Regions from separate parts of the Mus musculus genome. Here region 2 is linked to region 1. A link is a contact called in ENCODE Hi-C or POLR2A ChIA-PET data. All regions are on one chromosome and are shown on one strand. The core of a region is the stretch at or near the end of the contact, and the rest is flanking DNA. Distances in the headings are between cores, read along the strand shown.

Region 1 (6,166 bases), core at 1,541-4,040:
TCAGGACTTCAGGATTAAGGGCAAGAGCCAAAACCGGCTGAGCTATCTCTAGATTTAAAGGTTTTGAAATCATCACAACCCCAATGCCAGCGTCCTCTGATTGAGAACTATACGCATCCTGAGCAGATCCTGTGGCTTCCGTCAAGCAAGTCCATAAGTTAGAAACAAATACATATACCACCCAGCCAGTCATTCTCAACGTGTTTAAACAGTGGCTTACTCTGTTAAGTTCAACAGAAAAGAATAAACCAGGCCAAACATGGTAGTTCAGCTTTGAATGCCAGCACTCAGGAGACAGAGGCAGATAGATCTCTGAAAATCCAGGCCAGCCTTTGCTAACACAATGCTACCCAGTCTCAGAACTTAAAAACTATTAAGAAACTATGAGAAGACAGGGGTGGTAAAAAGTTTTTAATCCCAGTACTCTGGATAGTTGAGACAGAGACCAGCCTGGGCTACATAATGAAACTGTCTCATTTAAAAAGGGGGTGCTGAAGCCGGGCGTGGTGGTGCACGCCTTTAATCCCACACTCGGAAGGCGGATTTCTGAGTTCGAGACCAGCCTGGTCTACAAAGTGAGTTCCAGAGAAACTCTGTATACAGAGTATACAGAGAAACCCTGTCTCGAAAAACAAAGACAAAAAAAAAAAAAAAAAAACCAACAAGAAAAGGGGGTGCTGGGGGAGTGAAGTGATGGTTCAGCCGCTAAGAGTGCTTGATGTTCTTGGAGATAAACTGGGCTCCATTTCCAGCACCCATATGTGACAGCTAACAACTATCTGCAACTCCAATACCCAAGGACCCAATGCCCTTTTCAGACATTCATAAGGGTAAGACATGCGTACGGTGCATGCATGTGCGCGCACATGCACACAAACAAAATACATACAGAAAATTTAAAAAAATAATTAAAAGAGGGAGAAAGGGAAGCTGGTGAGATGATTTAGTCAGTAGAAAATCTGCTTTGCAAGCCTGACCTGAGATTGATCCCCAGAATCCACACAAAGACGCCCAACTACCCTCTAACCTCCTCACGTGTGCTTTGGTCTGTATGTATGCACACACTGCATAGGAAAAAAATAAGTCAGGCTGAGTGGCCTATAAAATCTAGTATGTGAGACGAAGCAGAAGGATCAGAAGGTTAACTCAGCTCTGGCCCCTGAGAGAGACCCTGTAATAAAAGGAGGCATGGTAATAAAAATGCCTTTAATTGGGGAGGGAGAGGAAGAAGGATCTGTGAGTTTGAGGCTAGCCTGGTCTACACAAAGAGTGCCAGGATAACCACGACTGGAGAGACCATGTTTTAATGAAACCAAAGCCAAGAAACCCTATGTAAACAAAACATTAAAGAGGAGGCAATGCTCTGGGCAGTGGTGGCCCAAGCCTTTAATCCGTGCCCTAGGGAGGCAGAGGCAGGCGGATTTCTGAGTTTGAGGCCAGCCTGCTCTACAGAGTGAGTTCCAGGACAGCCCCAGGACCATACTGAGAAACCCTGTCTTGAAAAACACCCCCCCGCCCCCCGGGGAAATGCCCAGATTTTAAAAAGACACCTTTTCCCTTTTCTGTCAGTGATTTACTTGAAGACATCTACCACCAGAATTGCGCAGCTGTCCACCACTCCAAAAGTATTTTGGGCCAAAGCAAGCTAGTGTCAAGAGCCCAAATCAAGGTTACTGGATCTTCTCCTCTTTAGCTTCAGCGGATGTTGTGGGATCTGTGATTAGCAGGATCCAGACCTATGTCAAATTTGAAATCTCCAAAGTAGGAAACCACACGGCAGAAACCCCCAAGTCGGACAAAAGGAAAGCTGGGTTTTTGTTTTTGAACCTCTCCTCAACCACTGGACATCCTGGGTTCCCACGGGGTGAACAGTTGGAAGGCGGCAGGTTCTCTCTAGGTTCCTAGCTACCCCGGGGTTTGAAACCTGACTTTTAACTGTTAATTCTTGGTCCAGCGAGGTCTTGGGAGTTTCTCTTGCGAAACCCACTTCCAGGATAATAACAACACAGCACCTACCTGGCGGGTGCTCGCTGAACGCGGCAGCGTCCCCCTGTCCTCAGGGACACAACAATCTGATGATCAGAGAGAGCCACACTGTCACCCGGACTGGGTCCGTGTGCGGATGCACGTTCAAGGGGGAAAGAACGCTGGAGGATGGATGGCTTTGAGGGGAGGGTGGAGGGGGTAGGAAAATGCAGGAGACGGACTCTCATCGCACTGGGACGTCGTCCTGCCAAGCCAAGTCCCTCTGATGAGTCCTTGGACTCCAGATGATAAATGTGAAAGCAAGGACAGGGGAGTGATAAAAAATAATGGGGTCCCCAAACCCGGAGGCGCTTGTATGCGCGCCCCAGATCCAAAGCGGCTTCCGAGAAAAGACCGGCCCCTCCACTGGGCCTGATCCCCCACCGGCCGGGCCTGCCCCGCCACCCACCCGCGCGCCGCTCACCTTCCAGCAGCCGTTGGATGATGCTGTCGATGTTGAGTTTGTCGATATCCGCCATCGCCGTCCCGCCGCCGACCCTCCCGCAGCAGCAGCAGCAGCAGCGGCGCCGCCGCCCGCTCGCCCCGGGGTCTCACTCGTCCTCCTTCCTCACGCCACGAGCCCCACGAGCGGTGGTGGCGGCGGCGGCGGTGGCAGCAGCAGCCGCGGCGGGTCCACCCCCCCCAGCCGCCCCGCTCCGCTCCGGGCTTCCTCCTCCTCTCGCCACTGGGAACCACGAGAAGAACAAGATGGCCGCCGACTCCTCAGGCCAGCCTCGGGCGGCGCACGGATGCGCGCGCGGGAGTGCAGCGGCCCGGCCGGGACTTCTTTACGGGCCCATAGAGCGCGCGGGAAGGGGGCGGGGCCGGCGCCGGGAAGGGGCGGGGTTTGAGCGCGTAGGGCGGGGGTGGGGCGGAGCCCGGGCGGAGACGGTTGAGCGCGACTCCGCCACCGCGCGCGGGATCCTTCCGCCAAACGGGCGGGGGAAATAGACCCCCTGTGGCGGGAGAGGGAAGTTGTGAAGTTGGCGCGCGCAAGTTGAAGGTGGACTTTGTCAGTCTGCTGCGCGCTGCGAGGCTCACCAGCTCCTTCCGGCTCTGCTGCTTGGGGACAGAAGTCTGACCGACATGGCGGGGTGGGAGTTCAACACTGAATCACCCCTCGGAGCCAATCTGGGGTGGGGTTGCTTGCCTGTGGAGAATCATAAAGAGGAGGAGGTTGGAACGTTGGGGATTCAAATACTCTGGCACATTGGTGAACAAGAAGAGCTAGATATACGGCTCCGTGGTGAGAATGCTTGTCGAGTATGTGTGAGACCTTGGGTTCAATTCCCAGCACTGGCAAAATTTCATAATACTGCAATAAAGCATCTACGATACAATATTTGGAAAAAAGAAGCCCCCAAGATAAGCCAAAAAAATGTTAATCCACTGTGAGTGGCACATTAAGTAATTTGTGTGAGCTTCTTGTGTGCGCTAATGCTCTTTTACATTTTAGAGAGAGGTTGGGAGAATTCTGTAAGGGTTGCTACTACCTATCTTTTGAATTATCTTTCTTGAACTCAGAAAGTTATATAATAATTTAAGAGATTTCCCCTGTATTTAGCCGGAGCTGGGTTGAATGAGCGTGCCGGAGCAGATAAAATGGGAATTTGCACATTTCCTGGGAGGTTGCTGTGCGTGCGCTCTGGGCCTCAGCGCATTCATCTGCTGCTTGCCTCTAGCTTCCTTGACTCCCCAGGGGCACCCCTTCACCTGAGGGGTCCCCAACTCTGCTGCCTCGCAGGCTAGCTGCCTATGGAAGAAAAATGCACACCCATCTGACCCATTTATCTCTTCCCAGTAGCACGCCAGAAAATTTACAAAATGTTCTCCCCCAGCCCCACCTCCAGTTCATGTTTCTCAAAGCAAGAGGGATGGATCTGAGGATTCCTTTCCATGAATGCCTTGCAAGGTTGTCTCCCCATAGAGAGACTCATTTTCTACAAGCTCTGTCTTCCCGTGGCCCCGCAGCATGGTGTGTGATGCACCCATCTAGATCTGAGCCCTTTTCCTGATGCTAGCCCCCGACAGTGGGGTTTCAGGATTCTCCCCAGCTCTCCTCAGCCCTCTGCTCCACTTTGCCCACTCACCAACTCATTGTCCCAAGCTATGGTTTTGCACACCATTACACAAATGGTCATTCATCACCCCAAGGCAGCTGGTGCACCAGGCTTCTTGACATCCTGGGGTCGATGCTAAGCCCTGCTGTGAATCTGTGGAGGTCAATGTGGTCTTCACTGAGTTTTTGGAATCTTGGACTCCCTCCAGGGCAGGGTAGCTTCCCAGGGACACCATAGGGCCAGGGATATGTAAGACTGATTCACAAGGAGTGTCTATTCTGGGTGGAGCAGGTTGAGCAAGACAGAGAAAGCCTTTCTCTCCCCCGGGAGACTCATTTTGTGGGATGGAGAGACAAACACACACCACTCTTACTAGTATGAGCCAAAATCTGTCTCTTTGTGGGAGGCTATCTAAACAGCTCTGCAGACAAGAGATTCCCTCCATGCCTGCCAACCAATTAGAGTTCCATGCCCCACATCCTAATGGAGAGAGAGGAAGCTACCACAGGTTGTCCTCTGACCTTCTAGCAGACGTACATATAAAATAAAATATGATGAAGTAGCTGGGCATGGTTAGATAGGACTTTATTTCCAGGACTGGGGAGGCAGAGGTAGGCAGATCTTTGAGAATTTGAGGCAAGTTCCAGACCAGTCAAGGCTAACAGCAAAATCTTGTCTCGAACGAAACAAAGTCAGCTGATGGAATCCCCGATACAATCCTAGAGATGATATATTCCCACCGTTCCCATTTTACAGATAAAGTTAGGCACGGAAAGGCTGGGTTGTTTGCTGAAGGTCACACAGTTGCTAAATTCCAGGAGGAGGACTAGAACTGGGCAGAGCCTGAAACAACAGCCTTTTGTTTAATAAGTCCCTAAATGGAGCCTTCGGAGCCCAGCAGACTTTGGCACATAGGGTGTGTGTCACTCCTGGGGAAGCAATAGAAAGATTTAAAATGTTTATGCCCACACATTGTGTCATAATTATCTAGATGCCAAGTGACAGGTATGTATGTCATCCCATCCATGTGGTGAGGGGTGAAGGAAAATTACAAACCAAGCTGATGATACAGGGGACATGTTCCCTCCAGAGTTCATAGCCATGCCCCAGAGTCCATAGCCACACCCCAGAGAACTGGCTCTCTTGTGAGTAAAGAAGCTCACATTAGAGAGCCTGAACTTTGTCCAGGAACCTGTAGCTATCAGAGGGTGACCTTCAACTACTGATCCTCTTGCCTGCACCCCCAGAATGTTGAAATCCAATGTGTGGTCCCTGAACCTGCTGAATGTCATGCTGGAGACAGAAAACAGGGCTTTGGGCATGCTAGGTGAACATTACCAGCTGAGCCACATGCCACTCCCTTTAGGAAATATGAACAAAACAGGTTTTTAGTGCGTTGGTGGCCCATGCCCTTAATCCCAGCACTTGGGAGGAAGTGGCAGGTAGCTCTTGGAGCTCGAGGCCACTCTGCTCTACAGAGTGAGTGCCAGGAGAGCCAGGGCTACACAGAGCAACCCTGTCTGAAAAACAAACAAAAAAAAAAAATTGAGGCTGGAGAGACGGCTCAGTGGTTAAGAACACTGTCTAGTCTTCCAGAGGACCCAGGTTCAATTCCTAGCATCCACGTGGCAGCTCGCTAAGTGTAGCAATGCATGCCTTAATCCCCTTGGCAAGCAGAGGCAGGCAGAGATCTGAGTTCTGTGTGGTCCTCAAAGCTTCTAACACCTGTCTCTGAAACTTGTAGCTCTAGTTGGTTAGAAACTTGCTGTATACCCCAGACTGGACTCCAACTCTCAGAGATCCTCCTGCTCTGCCTCCGGAAAGTGCAAGGATTAGGGGATATGCAAGGCCACCCCATCCCAACCCCTTCTTCCAATTTTTTTAAATCAACATATGCTAGTTGTCATTGCCTGTCAGCCTGAGTGGCTTAAGAAGGGCCTGGGACAAATGAAGTCACCTTGATGTGTCCTTGAGGCTCTGGGCTGGCTTCTTCTGTGATTTTCTGGCCACCACGCTGCCTGAGGGGAGGAAAGAGATAATGACTCCCAAGCTAAGGTGGACTGAAGGAACCAACCAGGGTA
Region 2 (6,166 bases), core at 2,387-4,886, 51 kb before region 1:
TACCAACCTACATTCAGGTAAAAGAGCCTTGTGTTGGGGCTGGAGAGATGGTTAAGAGCACTGACTGCTCTTCCATAGGTCCTGAGTTCAAATCCCAGCAACCCACATGGTAGCTCACAACCATCCGTAACGAAATCTGCTGCCCTCTTCTGGAGTGTCTGAAGACAGCTACAGTGTACTTATATATAGTAAAAAATATATATATTAAAAAAAAAAAGAGCCTTGTGTCATCAAAGCAGAAACTAACTCCTGCACAGAAAAACATTGGAGGGGCTGGAGAGATGGCTCAGTGGTTAAGAGCACTGACTGCTCTTCCAGAGGTCCTGAGTTCAATTCCCAGCACAACCACATGGTGGCTCACAACCACCTGTAAGGGGATCTGATGCCCTCTTCTGGTGTGTCTAAAGACAACTACAGTGTACTCACATATATAAAATAAATAAATAAAATTTAAAAAAAATCCAGAACTTGGAAGGCAGAGGCAGGTGGATTTCTGAGTTCGAGGCCAGCCTGGTCTACAAAGTGAGTTCCAGGACAGCCTGGACAATACAGAGAAACCCTGTCTCAGAAAAACAAAAACAAAATAAAAAACCAACCAACCAAACAAACAAACAAAATCCATTGACTTCACCAACTGAAGACAGAGGGTTTCAACTCTCAAGTCCTCCCTAATAAACTAGCCCAAACAAATAAAAGTGGTGAAGCCCACTGCCTGGGTGGCCATGGAGAAGCCTCACATTGGCTAGAGAGATGCAACCTAGTCAGACATCTAGTGATAGGGGCTTCCAAACGGCTACATCCTAGACCTGACCACTTCATTCCAGAAACCTTTCCAGAGCTCCCTAGCAACTGCGTGGGCAGCAGTGTGTGTAGTACAGTGGATGCTGTTGCCAACCCTCTCCCCCCTCCCAATACCTGAACGGGAGAAGCTGAAGGCCACGAAAGCAGGGAGGAAGGACATGCTAGGGTCTGCGCAGTGGTGGAGAAAGCAGACTGTTGAGCAAGCAGAACTGATAAGTCTGACCCAAGCCTGCGCTCATTTGCAAGCAGCAGAGCTAGAGCCTCCTGTGCCTTTCATCCGTGCTAGACCCTGCGCTGGCTGGGTTCAGGGAGAATAAAAGGGAAGGGGACAGGAGATGACAAACACCTCAAGGACAGGGCTGAGGCCACACTCAGAACAGAGCAAGATGGGAAGCCAGGCTCTTGCAGGTTGAGTGGCCAGGCTCTCGTGGGGACAAGTGTCCCAGGAAGAGGAAGGTTCTTTAACAGCAAGAACTTAAGAGGACAGAGTGGCCGGGCGTGGTGGCGCACGCCTTTAATCCCAGCACTCAGGAGGCAGAGGCAGGTGGATTTCTGAGTTCGAGGCCAGCCTGGTCTACAGAGTGAGTTCCAGGACAGCCAGGGCTACACAGAGAAATCCTGTCTCGAAAAACCAAAAAAAAAAAAAAAAAAAAGAAGAAGAAGAAGAATTCTCACGCTGGGCGTGGTGGTGCACACCTTTGATCTCAGTACTTGGGAGGCACAGGGAGGCAATCTCTGTGAGTTTGAGACCAGCCTGGTTTACAGAGTGAGTTCCAGGACAGCCAAGACTACAGAGATAAAACCTATCTCCAAAAACAGAAAGAGAAGGACGAGGAGGAAAGAGGAGGAAGAAGGAGAGAAGGAAGAGGAAGAAGAGAAGAAGAAGGAGGAGGAGGAGAAGAAATAATAATAATAGTTTGGGGAGGTCTAGCAGGGCTCTCAGCTTGTGTGAAATGCTGTAGTGCTCAGGGTCAAGTCATAGCAGGGGGGCTGGAGAGATGGCTCAGAGGTCTAAGAGCACTGACTGCTCTTCCAGAGGTCCTGAGTTCAATTCCCAGCAACCCTACGGTGGCTCACAACCATCTGTAATGGGATCTGATGCCCTGTTCTGCCATGCAGGTATACACAGAGCACTCATATACATAAAATAAATACATCTTTAAAAAATGAAAAGTTATAGCAGGGACATGATGGGGAGGGCCAAAGAGGATGGAGGTCTGGACTTGGGTGTAGTCATGGTGACACAGCATCCAGACTGGAGATCTGTGTAGGCCAGAACTTGTGACTGGCCTAGATGGAGTGGGAGTTGGGAAAGAAGGATGGAGGCATGCGCTACAGGCGGGAAAGCCTGGACAAGAAGTCCGGGCTTCTTCCTTCTTGCAAAACATGGCCACGGGAAGGTTGTGGGCTGCCCAGCAGCTCTGGAATTGGGTAAGACCTAGCCTAGAGATTTTCAAAACCCTGCCTTGACCAGCCTTGCTGCCAGGGGAGTCTTGGAGGCAGAAGTTGCCATCCTCAACCACGGCCTTTCTCAAGAAACCTCAAGCTGCTGGTGGGCAGTCAGGAAACACTGCAAAGCTCAGAGCGTCCCCGCCAACCTGAGATGAAATGCCCAGTAGGCAGAAATGCCTTCAGAGGGGCAAGGTTGAGCAGAGAGGAACGCAGCTCCCAAGGATCCCGTGCTAGGTTTGGGGGTGGGAGTGGGGATTGCTAGGCTTCTCCCCATCACCTCAGCATTCCTGGGAGGTAGGTGCCATTCTGAATGCCATAGGGCAGAGAAGGATACAGAGACACAGAGGCAGTGTCCCACCTCTAAGGCATGTAGAATCAGGTACTCGCAGGCAGTAGGTGCTGGGTAAGTGGTGGGGGCTTCAGAAGAGCAGAAATGCACGCTGTTGCTGTTGCTTCTCGGTCTTACAGTATAACCAGGCCCCAACCCACCCACCCACCATTCTTGTTCCTTGGCACTCCTGAACCCAACAGATAGGGCTTCGAATCATTTCAAGAAGGCTCCACTAAATTGGGTTTCTTCTTGCTAGGGTGCACCAGTGTGCTGACTCCTTGGGGGTCTGCTCTTGTGGTGCTAGCTGTATCTCCTTCCCTCCTGCTGTCTCCCTGGGGTGGCTGTAGGGCTCTGGGATGGAAAACAGGGCTTAGGGCTTCACACTCACCTGCTGGTAGTTTGCAGCACTCCTTTGCAGTGGCTGGCTGGCTCTCTCCACCTGTGTGAGGGGGACAGGGTTACTTCTCCACAAGTCACAAGATGCTGGGTGTGGCAGAGTCATGGCTGTGGATCCAGGTTAACACCCACCAGGAGAGGATGCGCCTGTCAATGCTCAATTCCCCGGGGAGGAGAGCGGGGTGGGCAGTCACAGTTCAAGAAGCAGCCAGGGCCTTGGTCACCCCACGGTGCCCCCTGGCCTAGTCCTCCACTCCCCGCCAGCCAAAATGGACAAAAGAGCAGCAGGGAATCACGAGGATGGAGGGTGGCCAGGGCTTCCTTCCTCCCTCCCGGGCCCCGCGGCTGGCGGGTGTGCAGAGCAGGGAGAAGATCGCAGCTGCCCTCAGCTCGAGATACAACTAAGGTTGGAAGGAAGAGGGGGGCGCCCTGACCTCCCCACCCCAAGCCTCATCCTCGTTACCTGGCAGCAGTCTGCTTAGCTCTGTTCTCATCCCAGGGTAGAGACTCAGGCACACCCCAGCTCTGAAGAGCCCAGGGGGAGGGCCCTTGCCTTTGGGGGTGTGGTGTGGCGGGAGTTTCCAGAGCTGCTCGAACTTATTGCTGCTGCAAACTCAAAGGCCTACGGAGGCACTAGTGTGCTGAGAGGCACTAACTTGAAGCGGCTATCAAATGACAAAGACCCCGGGAGTATGCACAGGGCTGGAACTCTCTTCCGGCTAATCCCACCCCACCCCCACTCAAACGCCTCATCCAAGGACCTCCTCCTCCCTCTCTCTTCCAAAGCTCCTGTGTTTACTGGAGGAGATGAACTCCCTAGCTGAATTCAGGGGGCCAACTGATGCAAGAGCAGGTTAAAGAGAAACTTTTTACCTGCTAATGGAGACAGTCCCAAGAAAGTAAGGGCAAAAGAAATGTATCATAAGCTGGTGGGGGAATGACTGAACCCACTCTCTCTGGGCTGGGAAGGAAAATTCAGGAGAGTCACTAAGAGACAGTGTGTGTGTGTGTGTGTGTGTGTGTGTGTGTGTGTGTGTGGAGGGGAAGGAGTGGGCTTCCTAGCACACCTATTCAGACCCACTGCAGCCCAAAAGCCCCGGGTCCGTGTAATGGAACCCAAACTTTAGCTTCTTCAGAACCCCAGCCCTTCATGGCTGCTGTGTGTGAAACTCTAAAAGCCAGTTTCCTTAGAGTTCAGTGACTTCAGCTTCAATTCTGGCCTAATTCAGCCGGTTATCCGCAACACTTGTTTCCTTGTAACCACCTGCAGGTGTGGGCTAGCCTCCCTTCCAGATGCTTAGTGCACAGCCCCCTTCGAGCTTAAGGCTGCATCTCCACGGGTGCTGCAATACTGTGTGGCACTGCACAGGAACATTATCTGCCTCCCATTGGTCTCTGATCCACTGGCTTCTACCAGCTCCCCTGTCCTCCATGCTGGTGGCAAGCTAGGTTGGATGGTGGCAGGACTCCTCAGAAATGTTGTGATATAACAGCCTCCTGAAAGTTCCTAAGGTATGGCCTGCTCCATCCTGAACTTCAGCCTTCTTGTGTTTCATCCAAAACTTATCTCTCAGGGCTGGAGAGATGCCTCAACGATTTGAGCACTTGTTGCTCTGCCCGAAGAGCCAAGTTTGGTTCCCAGCACCCACATGGTGGCTGACAACCAGGCATCTGATGGCCTCTTCTGGCCTCCACAGACAGTTGCATGCATGCAGTGCACAGGCACACGGAAAAAAATCAAAACTCTCCTACTTCGGGGTCAGCTAGACAGGGTGAGACAGTTCCTCCTCATGTCTGTAGGGTGAGGAAGGCCAGGGAGAAGGAACAGGAGTCCCTCCATCTAATGAACCACCTCAAAGCTGTGGGCTGACATCAGCAATACATCCTGCCATGAGTTACAAACAGTATAAGACAAGATATGGCTTCAGCTACCAAGACCCAAGCTCTGGACTCTCTGGCTGACTCCCTGTTGTGTGTACCTGTCCCTTTTAGCTTTCAACTTGACACAGCCTAGAATCACTTGGGAAGAGGGTCTCAATGAAGGACCGGCTACATTGGGTTGACCTGTGGGGATTGTCTTAAGACCCAGCTCACTGTGGGCGGCATCATTCCCTAGGCAGGCCTCCTGCAGCTATGTGAGAGAGGAAAAAGTTAGCTAAGCGATGAAACAAACAGGACTCATGAGTTATTCTCTCTCTGCTCCTGACTGTGGACATGAGGCTGCCTTGGTGTCCTCATTATAACAATGGACTGTGACTAGAACTGTGAGCTTTTTGTCAGGGTATTTGTGACTGAAACAAAGATGAACCTAGGACACCATATAAATTAGTGACTGAGTGTTGAAAGCCTGTGACCACTGCTGCTTTAAACACTGTATAAGATCCTGGCTGAATCAGTAAGGCGAGAAACAAGGAAGTTTGAAGATTGCAAAGCTATCGTCTGAAGTCATTGTGAATCCAGACCTGGGGAATCCCACAGAGACAGCGGACAGAGCGACTTCTGTCCCCATAGAACTCCCACTCTGGTTGGGTGGAGGGGTGAGGCCACTGATTGGTAAGACAGAACAGCCCAAAGAACAAATAATTTCAGGACCGCATTTCAAGGTAACCTTGTATACACTGAGAGAAAAACATTGCTCTGAAAAGAAGCCCCAGTTTGCAGAGACGCTTCAGAGTTGTGTGGTTGGATATTTGCTGGTTTGTTCTCAAGCATGAGGAAGTCCCTTTCCCCCCTCAACCCACCCCCACCACGTCCTTCACATTTCTGTTGTGTGAGGATCCATCACTGTCCAGGTATGGTGGTCCTGCCCTCCTGATGCTCACAGAACAGATCAAGTAAGATCTAAGCCCAGGGCCTGGAGGCTATTTCTGCTTGAGCTTTCTTCCCTCCTCCACCAGCAGGGAGAGAAGGCCACCTTCAAAGGCTCTGGTGTCTCCAGTATCTCGTGGTTGCAGCCGACCACTTCCCTTCCCAGAGCACCCAGGAGTGCGTGAGAAGAGGGAAAGGAAGCAAGAAGGGGGTGAGGTTTCAGCCAGGGATGGGTTTGGAGTTCCCAGAGTCACATCAGTTACCTGGACCTACCTCCATGTGATTCACTACCATCTGTGACAGCCCCTGAGTGTATGTATGTAGGTAGGTAGTTGACCATGTCTGAATGAGGCTTGGGGACCTGTGTGATGCTGCAGT

What was found. Hi-C counts contacts between places; a loop is a spot of excess contacts on that map. ChIA-PET counts read pairs that join two places held with the same protein, here RNA polymerase II (POLR2A).
Region 2: POLR2A ChIA-PET joins it to region 1 with 15 read pairs in embryonic stem cell. The contact joins the promoter of Hvcn1 here to the promoter of Ppp1cc in region 1. A Hi-C loop is called at or near these places in 1 of 37 maps with a recorded cell type or tissue (v-Abl transformed pro-B cells). POLR2A ChIA-PET finds 5 or more read pairs at or near these places in 4 of 5 experiments (Patski and embryonic stem cell).

Annotation. Positions count from the first base shown.
Region 1 is chr5:122,154,899-122,161,064 of GRCm38, reverse strand. It overlaps Ppp1cc (protein phosphatase 1 catalytic subunit gamma), which reads right to left and starts at 2,790. Exons shown (of 7, transcript NM_013636.4): 1 at 2,450-2,790. The coding sequence starts at 2,504.
Region 2 is chr5:122,207,199-122,213,364 of GRCm38, reverse strand. It overlaps Hvcn1 (hydrogen voltage-gated channel 1), which reads right to left and starts at 3,636. Exons shown (of 8, transcript NM_001042489.2): 1 at 3,444-3,636; 2 at 2,973-3,023.